2 separate regions of the Homo sapiens genome follow, and region 2 is linked to region 1. A link is an interaction called in ENCODE POLR2A ChIA-PET data of the cell type or tissue named here. Cell type or tissue: OCI-LY7. All regions are shown on one strand. Each heading gives the region's core, and the rest is flanking DNA. Links, peaks and the distances in the headings are about the cores only.

Region 1 (5,379 bases), core at 164-5,163:
CACTCCTAGGCCTGACTGGGCAGGAGGGAGAGGAGGTACCAGGGAGCTATAGCTGCAGAAGTCCTCACAGCAGGAGCTGTGGCCTGCCTAGCAATACACTGGGGAGGAGCCAGGAGAATACAAAGCTAAACTTCCCCTCTTCCTTCCTATCACTTGGCACCAGAGAACACAACAGCTTGTTTACATACTTCAAACAAGATATGGTATCAAGAAAAGTTGGATTTTAAGAAAAGTACCAGAATCCCTACATTTACATTCTTAAAGTACAGATGTCAATAAAAAGAAAAAAAAAAGAGAAAGAGGAAAAGGGAAAATCAGAAATTCCAGTGTCAGCTTATCTGATCATACCAATGCTGCATTTGAAATAAAACATGTAAAATACAAGAAATGCTTACTCTAATAGCAAAGCAAGAATTTCAAGCCTTGCTGAAGCTACTAACTATCCACTGTTTTTCTTTCTTCCAAAGGCAAGCCATCCTGATCAGGGAGGTGTAGTGGCATTGCCTTCTCCAGCCTTCCAGGACTTTCTGGATTGTCAAGCAGTAATTAACTTGGTTGGGGGTGGGGGGTAGGCAGAGAAAGCTGGGAAGGAAAGAGAGCCAGTAGATGGCAGATGGTTGTCATTTAGGCATTTTTGTCCATGTGGAACAGGATCCTTGCCAAGGGCAGGCCTTCAGTTCCCAGGCTGGAGAGAAGGAGGGTGTTAGAAAACAAGCAGTGGCATAGTCCTAAAAACTAGGACTAATAGAGGAGTGGAAAATGGTGACCTGAGATCTCTGCAGAGTCTCAAGGTCATTTGGGAGCAAAGGATTCCAGATCCCAGACTTCAGGGCCGGCTGCAAGATTCTGTCTCCTGATTTGCATATGGACCTGCAAAACCCAGGGCTGGGCTGGTGACCACCATCTGAAGGGAAATCTGAGGCTGTTAACATATTTGATTAAGTTTAGTTTGGTCAGGAAAATGGGTGGCTTGAACATACATGATTCAGTGTGGCAGCTGAGGAAAGCAAAGACGGGGTGTTGGCCCAGAGCTTTAAAAGGTTACTATGGATGTGAATGTTTTGTTGTTGTTGTTGTTTTGGGGATGGAGTCTCACTCTGTTGGCGAGGCTGGAGTGCAGTGGCATGATCTCGGCTCACTGCAACCTCTGCCTCCTGGGTTCAAGCAGGAGAATCGCTTGAACCCAGGAGGCGGAGGTTTTAGTGAGCCAAGATTGCACCACTGCACTCCAGCCTGGGCAACAGAATGAGATTCCATCTCAAAAAAAAAAGGAGAGAGAGAGAGAGATTTAACCTGAAGACTTGGCTTTTGCCCAGATCATACATCTCTCACTGTGACTGAAGGGTGTGAGATTCACCAGCTGTAGACAGATGTGCTGGCATCAGGTTGCCATGTCAATACCCTCTCTAGGCATTCATCGTAGGGAGCCATGGAGAAGCAGAACCTGCCTCAGCCTCCCGAGTAGCTGGGACTAGAGGCATGCGCCACCACGTCAGTCTAATTTTTGTATTTTTAGTAGAGACAGGGTTTCATCATGTTGGCCAGGCTGGTCTCAAACTCCTGACCTCAGGTGATCCACCCACCTTGGCCTCCCAAAGTGCTGGGATTATAGGCATGAGCAACCATGCCTGGGAATGTTTTTTATTCATTCAGTAAACAAATATTTATCAAGTTTGTTCAAAGAGCCAGGTCCTGTGTTGAGTCCATGGGACACAGTGTTAAGGTTCAGTTCTCCTAACCTTAAAATGGAACTTAAAATTCAAATAGAAAATGCCATGAGGCCAGGCATGGTGGCTCACGCCTGTAATACCAACACTTTGGGAGGCTGAGGTGGATGGATCACTTGAGGTCAGTAGTTTGACACAAGCCTGGCCAACATGGCAAAACTCTGTCTCTACTAAAAATACAAAAATTAGCCGGGACATGGTGGTATGTGCCTGTAATACCAGCTACTCGGGAGGCTGAGGCAGGAGAATTGCTTGAACCCAAGAGGCGGAGTGTAAGGTACATGGATGTGCTTTGGTCAAGGATAGGCCAAGGCAGACGTCAGGCCTCCATGACTCAGTGAGTCTGGTGCACAGGCGCACACCTCCACTTGTTATATAACCTGTCTGTGTAAGTTCATACTTGGCCCTAAGCCGCTATTGTCTGTAAGAGGTATAACTGTCCTGCTGATGCTCTACAGGGGCTCTTGGCTTGGTTCCTGTGGCTCAGCTCAGCTCAACATGGCTTGACATGGCAGGCACGCTGGCACCCAGAGAAAGAGAGAGAGAGAGCCAAAGCTGTCCGTCTGCAGGGGAGCCACAGCACAGTTTGTGCTAGTACCCAGAAAGAGAAAGAGTTAAGCTGCTGACCCTGAAGGCAAGGGAGATCCCGCTGCAGCTGCAGGCATGGGGGTGGCAGGAGTCTCAGAGCTGGAGCAAATAGCTGAGATAATGGTGGACAGTGTGAGAGAGCTAATGTGAGTATGCTACTGATGAGAAAGCTGCTGAATAAAACTCTATTTCACCTGCCTACGGCCCCCCAAGTACTCTTTCTGCCCATCCATCCACTCCCCTCATACTTCAGCATGGGCTGAACCCAGACCCTGGCATTTGGACCTAACACAGAGGTTGCAGTGAGCCGAGATTGTGCCACTGCACTCCAGTCCAGGTGACAGAGCACTCTGTCTCAGAAAAAAAAAAAAAATGCCATCAAAGAAAAAGAGAAAGGAAAGATAATAATCTCTAAAGAGTGATAAATGCTATGAAGAAAACAAAAGAGGGCAATTTGATAATAGCTGAAGTGAGAGATGAGAGAAATGGTACTCTAATTTCACAAGACCTCTCTGAGAAGGTGATATTAGAGTTTAGGCTTATTGACAGGATGGAGCCAGCCCCTCACAGAAAAATCTAGGAGAAATGCAAACAGCTGGAGCAAAGGACCTGCGACAAGAATGATTTTGGCCTATTTAAGTAACAGAAAGAAGGTGGTGAGGCCAGAAGAGAATGAGCCAGGAAGAAATCATTTAAGATAAAATGAGAAAGGGAGGAGGCTGTCACCAGATTTTAGCCTAGAAGAACTGAAACTCCTAATTTGATTCAAACCTCAGCTGCAACACTCAGCCTTAGGTGCTGACCAGGTGTAACTCACTGAACAACACCATTGTTGCCTCTGACAATTACCGCCACCAAGCTGATGAATTTGTAGTCAAGAGGCTCCCTAAATCAACACCGTTATGCCTTATTACCTCCAAGCAAATCAGCATAAAGGGATAGAACAGACCATTAAAAATGAGCCAACAGTTTGCTAGGTGACTGTTCAATAAGATTAGTTAGCTCTTACGTGGATCAGCTTCCTGTATGTTCACCATTAGGAGCCTGTCCCATTTAATAATTCTGGGGGCTCTGCATAAAGGTTTGCCTCCATCCTGACCATGTCGATTCAGAGCCAGGACAAAATAAGAATGCACTTTGAATGCTGCTCTTAAGAGAATTAACCAGGTTGGGTGCGGTGGCTCATGCCTGTAATCCCAGCACTTTGTGAGGCCAAAGCAGGTGGATCACTTGAGGTCAGGAGCTTGAGACCAGCCTGGCCAACATGGTGAAACCCCATCTCTACTAAAAATACAAAAATTAGCCAGGCATGGTGGCAGGTGCCTGAAATGCCAGCTACTTGGGAGGCTGAAGCAGGAGAATCACTTGAACCCAGGAGGTGGAGGTTGCAGTGAGCCAAGATTGCACCACTGCACTCCAGCCTGGGCAACAGAATGAGATTCCATCTCAAAAAAAAAAAAAAAAAAAAAAAGAGATGAGAGAGAGATTTAACCTGAAGACTTGGCTTTTGCCCAGATCATACATCTCTCACTGTGACTGAAGGGTGTGAGACTCACCAGCTGTGGACAGATGTGCTGGCATCAGGTTGCCATGTCAATACCCTCTCTAGGCATTCATCGTAGGGAGCCATGGAGAAGCAGAACCACCTGACATGCCTCCTTCAGTGTTTTCTAGTGGTGTTCCTTTGACCAGAGTTCCTGAGCACTGAAAAGAAGCAGAATATGAAGGAAGAAATATGTCTTCCTTGGCCACTTTCGCTGCTTAAGGTAGGCATTGGACTCACAATCATTTAATCATCACACAGAGCAGTTTCTTAAACACATACTCTTCTTTTGGATAAAAAACTCAGAGAAATGGTCATGCCACATAGACAAACATGTCTATTGGTGTTAGGATAAGAGTTTTTTTCCCTGTGGATTATTTTAGCTGTAGGCTACTCATGAATTCCCCTCCATTCTTGCCCCAGAGCTCTCCTACTTTTGAATGAATAGTGAAGGTTTAACAATTACCTGTTCACTGTTGCCTCAGTCCCTCAAAAATAATTTTGTAGGACATTAAAATAACATAAGTATTTACAAATCGGCTTCTATTAAAGTGTTTTGACACTACTCTTTTTTTTTCTGGGAACAAATACTTTTTAATGGGTTTAAAATTTTTTTGTTTGTTTTGTTTTGCTTTTACAAATATACTGGAGAATCACGCAATGCTGCCAGCATCGGACACAATCCGGGGGCCACAAGTCTGCACACTCCTTTGCTACTGGTCCTGTAATGGCAGAACCTTTCATCTGGCCTTTATTGCCCACTATGACCACTGCATTATCTTCAAAAGAAAGAAACACGCCATCTTTTCTCTGGTATGACTTTCATTGTCAAATGACCACTGCTGGATGTACCTTTTTTCTGAGCTCTAGTTTCCCTTTCTTGACTGTAGCCATCCCCATGTCACCCACACCAGCAGCGGGAAGTCTGTTCAGCCGTCCCTTGATCCCCTTCACGGAGATGATATACAGGTTTTTGGCTCCTGTGTTGTCAGCACAGTTGATCACAGCTCCTACCGGAAGACCCACAGAAATCCGGAAGTTCACACCAGAGGACCCACCACGTCCTCGCTTCCACATCTTGAACGCTGGAAAGAAGGAAAAAGGACATAGATTTTGACTCTATTCTTAAACAAATTATAGGCAAATTTATCCTGTTTTTAAAAAAAGAATAGAGTTCTCACCTCTACGATCAGCAACTCCACATATTCAGAACTTTGAATATCTTTGCCAATTTGTTAAAGTATAAGCACCAGAAATAGGCTCATGAGAAAAAAAGTATGTGGCTAGTAACGAGTCTAGTAATATTCTTTAAAAATTCAAAACTACGGTATTCTCTAGTACTGAATATTTGCAACATGTTCATGAAAAAAAGACTTATACAATCTAATATGATTAAAACTCACTTCAAGATTAAAATGTTCATTTAAGTGGTTCATATTGCCTGACCTTCCTTCGGAAAGTCTAAGGCTTTTTATGGAAAAGCCCTTCTTAGAACTCCCTAAATTGAATAGTCACCGTTGA
Region 2 (5,379 bases), core at 141-5,140, 610 kb before region 1:
TATTAAGATCACTCTGAATCTCAGTTCTATCATATAAGCACCACCTCCCAGCTTTGTCTCATATTTGAATTCAGTAAATTCAGCCATCCTTCAACCTGGTATTTGAAAAAAAAATGTCAAACTACATCAAAATTAGAACCCCATGCCATAGTGTGAGACCTCGTAAGGAGGTGAATAATAATTACCACTTTTCATTCAATTGTGCAACCAGCTATGAGCCTTCAAAGAGGCCACAACTATCAATACTAAAATCAAGATAAATTATGTTAACATTATTTCCTTTGGATACTCATCTGGAAATCCTAAAGAAAGAAGATATGAACCTAGTTTCTTAGTGAACCCATAGTGGCTCCCAGTGATTCCTCGGTTCTTTTTTAAAATGCTCAAGAGCCAACTACTCAATAATTCATTCAAGGACTTTGCTAAGGACGGTTATCAAGCTCATTTGTCTGAAGTTAAGAATGTTTTAAAAAATTGAGGTGTTATTCATGCCAAATCTTCTGACACTTTTTACCATGCAGCATAAATTTTAAGTTATTGATACTAGCCTGAAACTGAATCTGAAAGTTCCTTCTGACCCTAGGATAACATCCATTTTTATCATCTTGACTTCCAAAAAGCAAACCCAAAAATGCAGTAGAAAGACAACTGGAGGAGAAGTCAAGATTCTAGCCCTCACTTTGCCATCAAATATAAGAGGGTCATTTAACCTTTCTGGGCTTCAATTTCTTCATTTCTAAAATAGGGCTAAGGAAAGAAGGTGGGAGAAAGAGGCTCATTTATTTTTAAGTTACCTTAGTAACTACAATTTCATTAAGCCCTCATCTCACCACACACTTAAATAAGCAATTTGTGGTTCAACAGGTTTCCTTTGCCACAATTTGCTCCTTCACTAGGTAGCAAAATGACAAGCATTATGAACATCCAATCTTAACAGCCAATCTTAACTCAAATCCGCATCAGAAAAGTACAGAAGAGCACATATATGTGTACACTCTGATATTAGGCCAGGTTCCCCCGTTACTGTCAATCCTTACTGTGTAAGGATTGACTTAATGTAGCAGTGCAGAATCTTCGACCCATATTTCTGCTTTCACTTCAAACAGTAAAAACACAAAATGCCTTTATAAATAGACTTTAGCAGCAGTATCAAAAGGTTACAACTGCTGAGCCATAATCTCCAAGATTCTTTCCACCTACAATTCTATCATTTTGTAAGTCTGTTATTTCTACAAGATCTATGCGTAGCACCATTCCCTATCTTCCTTCTTGATTAAGTAAATTTAGAGCTGTGAGTGCTTTCATGCCTGCCCCAATATCCTCAACCTGCTTTCATGCCTGCCCCAATATTCCCTAAGTATTACTCATTATATATTCCGATTCAGAATTTGAAAAGCAGATGATTAAAACTCTATTTTCAGCCAGACACAGTGCCTCATGCCTGTAATCCCAGCACTTTGGGAGGCTGAGGTGGGGAGATCACCTGAGGTCAAGAGTTCGAGACCAGCCTGGCCAACATGGCAAAACTCCACCTCTACTAAAAATACAAAAATTAGCCAGGCGTGGTGACATGTGCCTGTAGTCCCTGCTACTTGGGGAGCTGAGGCCGGAGAATCACTTGAACCCAGGAGGTGGAGGTTGGAACAGATATCGTGCCACTGCACTCCAGCCTGGGCGACAGAACGAGACTCCATCTCAAATGCAAACAAACAAAAAACTCTATTTTCCTTTGCTAATCTATCCTGAAGTCCTTCTTAAAAAAAAAAAAAATGCCCTTTTACAAAATTAATGTGGCTCTACTTTGAGTACTTTTCATCTTCCATGAAAAAATCATTCAATAGGTAAAGCCAGCTTGGTAGTTCAGAACCTAAGTCATTCGTATTGAATACAAGATTTAAGTTTCTAATAATGAATTCCAATCTATAACAAACAGTATTAGAAGATTTTAAAGAAATAAGATTACTGGAGTAAATCTGACTCCTCTGAAAAAAGACTAGCCAAACACAGGAGTACATGAGTATGTATATATACAGATGCCCATTAGGGAAATCCAAATTAATAAAACATATATGGCAAAGGAAAGCCATATTTGCATTAAACCTCAAGCCAATTTTCCACCTTTAGTAGCTCTGGAAAAAAAGATCAGTGTAAGAAGTTAATTTTACTGGATTGAATTCAGTTTTAAAATTAAATATAAATTTTAATTATTTTCTTTGGTACCTATTTTTACCAATAATGAAGAATTGGTCCTCCCATTTCTGGTTTCATACTATATCCCCAGGTTTCATATTTTAATTCCTTGGAGAAGTAAAGAAATTAGGTAAGAGAGTCAAGTTCTTGAAGGGTCAGCAGTATCTTATTATTAAGTCTGAACTTCCTCTGTGGGAGAACCAGCATAATATTGTTAATTTCCACTAAAATTGACAAAGAAATATTCATTCATCAATCAAAAGGCCTACAGTATGATCTCTGTTACTACATATGATGATTACTGCCAAAAATAAGTCACATTGTGGACCACTCCAAGTTAATTACAGATTTAGCTATCAATTGTTCCTACATAGCTCTAAAGTCTTTAAGGAAATGTAACACCTGAAATTCACTTTATTTAGGGCTCTTTGACTAGTAGAAGACATTGTGAAAACAGGTAGTTAACTCTCCTCACTTAGTTAAAATAAAGGAGCTTAAGCCAGAGGTACAATTAGTTGTCTTTGAGCTTAAAGTAAGGTTTCTGCTTTTCCTTTGAAGTCAAACTCAGCACGTTCACACTTACAAGTGGGAGCTAAAAAAAAAAAAAAAATGATTACACATGGACATACAGGTGGAATAACAGACACTGCGGACTACAAAAGGTGGAGGGCAGGGTGAGGGTGGAAAAAAATACCTGTTGGGTACAAGGTTCACTATTTCGGTGATGGGTACACTAAAATCCCAGACTTCTCCACTATGCAATATATCCATGTAACACAACCGCACTTGTACCCCCTAAATCTATTTTTTTTAAAAGTAAAAGTAAAAAAATTTTAAGTTAAATTTAGAATCCCAATAACAAAACAAAAAGTATGCAGAGCATACACATATTTAGTTCCTACTACAATTCTAACTAATGCTTAGCATGAAGGTCAGGATTTACAGCTGAGACCAAAGCACAGAAACACATTATACTGAACACGTTGTTAATGGGAAGAGGATCCCCCTAGGTTGTTGCTAACATTCTCATTTCATAAAACGAAGTATGAAGCTCCCCAGCTTCAAGTACTGGTTTCATTAGATTTACCTTGTATGATTTTACTTTTTTCTGTTCATGTCATCTAGACTTCCCTTAATCTCCTGAAGAGTAAAATGAGAATAGTGGATGGTGGAGAGTTTTAGCTCATTGTCCTTGAGCTAGCAATTACATTCCGTCAAAGCTACTAATTTTTCAAGGCTTCTCATAAAAATTTCGAGCAAAATTTTCCCCACAAATTAAACAATACCATTCTCCTGGGGAACAACATGAACCGACCAAGAAAGTACTTACAGATGAATGGGGACACAAAGTAAAAGATCTGAACTTTCAGGGCTCATTTATAAAAGGGCGATATGGGTACTTATTGCTCCTTCTCCCCCTTGTCAAGACAGAAAAGTTCCTGGTGTCTCACTCTTTGTGTCTTTTTTTTCTTTCTTTTTTTTTTGAGATGGAGTTTCGTTCTTGTTGCCCAGGCTGAAGTGCAATGGCGCGATCTCGGCTCACTGCAACAACCTCCACCTCCTGGGTTCAAGTGATTCTCCTGCCTCAGCCTCCTGAGTAGCTGGGACTACGGGCATGTGCCACCACGCCCAGCTAATTCTGTATTTTTAGTAGAGACAGGGTTTCTCCATGTTGGTCAGGCTGGTGTCGAACTCCCAACCTCAGGTGATCCACCTGCCTTGACCTCCCAAAGTACTGGGATTACAGGCGTGTGCCACTGCACCCGGCCCACTCTTAGTGTCTTACAAATGCAAAGCCAAAAGAAATTAATGAAAACAAAGTTGTTTCATTAGCTTCATTAAAACCATTCCAAGGCATTACTCCTAATTACAAAGTGCTATTTTCTCCATCATCTTTTATACCTTAGTTCAAAGAGCATTTGTCAAGCACCTACTAAGCTAGGCAATGGGGTAAAATCTGCAAACTAGGCCTAGATTAACTGTATTGACTTGCAGACATCAAGCAAGGTACACTTCTGGTCTTTGTCAGACTGCTGTCTTTTTAAAAGGATTGAGCATATTTATTAGAACATAAACAACATCGACAAAATTTTAAATCTTTGGTTTCAGGGGGAAAAGAATCCAACTATGTAGAGTTCAAATTTCCTCCTCTACTTAAAACAGAACCACCCAAATCATGTAAATCCTTTAAGTGAAAAAATTATCCCTGAAAATGAAGGAATAACCACACCTATTGGCAGTGTTCAGCATACAGTAGCCATCTCAATACACACTTGTGAAATAAAAACTAAAAAGTTGTAGTTGCCACCAAAATCTGTTCTCTGAGGCACAAACGAACTAGCTCAACACCCCCACTTGCTTCCATATTCTGTCTTCTGGTTCACTGCTGATGACCAGACACTTGATTCTCAAACTTCAGTGAGTTTGTTTGTTTGAGAGAGGGTCTCGCTCTGTCACTCAGGTGGGAGTGCAGTGAGGCAATCACAGCTCACCGCAGCCTGGATCCCCCGGGTACAAGCGATCCTCCTACTTCAGCCTCCCAAGACGCTGAGACCACAGGTGTGCCACCACACCCAGCTAATTTTTTTAAATTTTTTGTAGAGACGGGGTCTCCCTATGTTGCCCAGGCTGGTCTTGAACTAGTGGGCTCAAGCAATCCTCCCACCCTGGCCTCCCAAAGTGTTGGGATTACAGGGATGAGCCACCACACCCAGCCACTTCAGTGAGTTTTACAATCACCTGGAAAGTTTGTTTGAAAGGCAAATCCCTTGACCCCCACAATTCAAAACTTACAGTACCAAAAACTGGATCCTGTGTTTATTTTAATGCACCATTCAAGTTAATCTAAGTTTGGTTGGCCAAAACATTTCTTTACCCTCACAATGGCTAAGGGAAAAACCTCTGGATTGCAAAAGTTATCAACTAGAGAGCAGAAAAATTGATTACTTCTAACCTAAATTATAAGTTAATTCTCTTAATTAATCACAACTCACTAATGCTTAATAAGCAAGATGAAATGGAAGTGAAGTAACTTCTGCTTTGACAATGCAAACTGTCATTCAACCCACCAAAAACACTTTTCTGAAATACTACAATTATTGTCAAAGTTTTTAGCAAAGGAGTAGAAATAAAGCAAGTTAAGGATTGTAATCCAGAGAAACATTTATGTAATTACGCTGTAATAGTTTT

Evidence for each region. Peaks named below come from ENCODE experiments on the same cell type or tissue, not always from the same donor. Only the 100,000 strongest peaks of a DNase experiment are listed, where the experiment ranks them.
Region 2: POLR2A ChIA-PET joins it to region 1 with 5 read pairs; 3 of 35 experiments call an interaction of 5 or more read pairs at or near these places.

Annotation. Positions count from the first base shown.
Region 1 is chr7:20,826,882-20,832,260 of GRCh38, reverse strand. It overlaps the pseudogene RPL23P8. Among named protein-coding and RNA genes, the nearest start is that of LINC01162, 5.9 kb to the left of the region's middle. RefSeq lists an enhancer at 4,144-5,343. In OCI-LY7, for the core only: no CTCF peak of the experiment used is centred there; a DNase peak (open chromatin) is centred at 3,110.
Region 2 is chr7:21,432,239-21,437,617 of GRCh38, reverse strand. All of the region lies in intron 3 of SP4 (Sp4 transcription factor), which reads right to left. Among named protein-coding and RNA genes, the nearest start is that of SP4, 6.8 kb to the right of the region's middle. In OCI-LY7, for the core only: no CTCF peak of the experiment used is centred there; no DNase peak of the experiment used is centred there; H3K4me3 peaks cover 395 bases.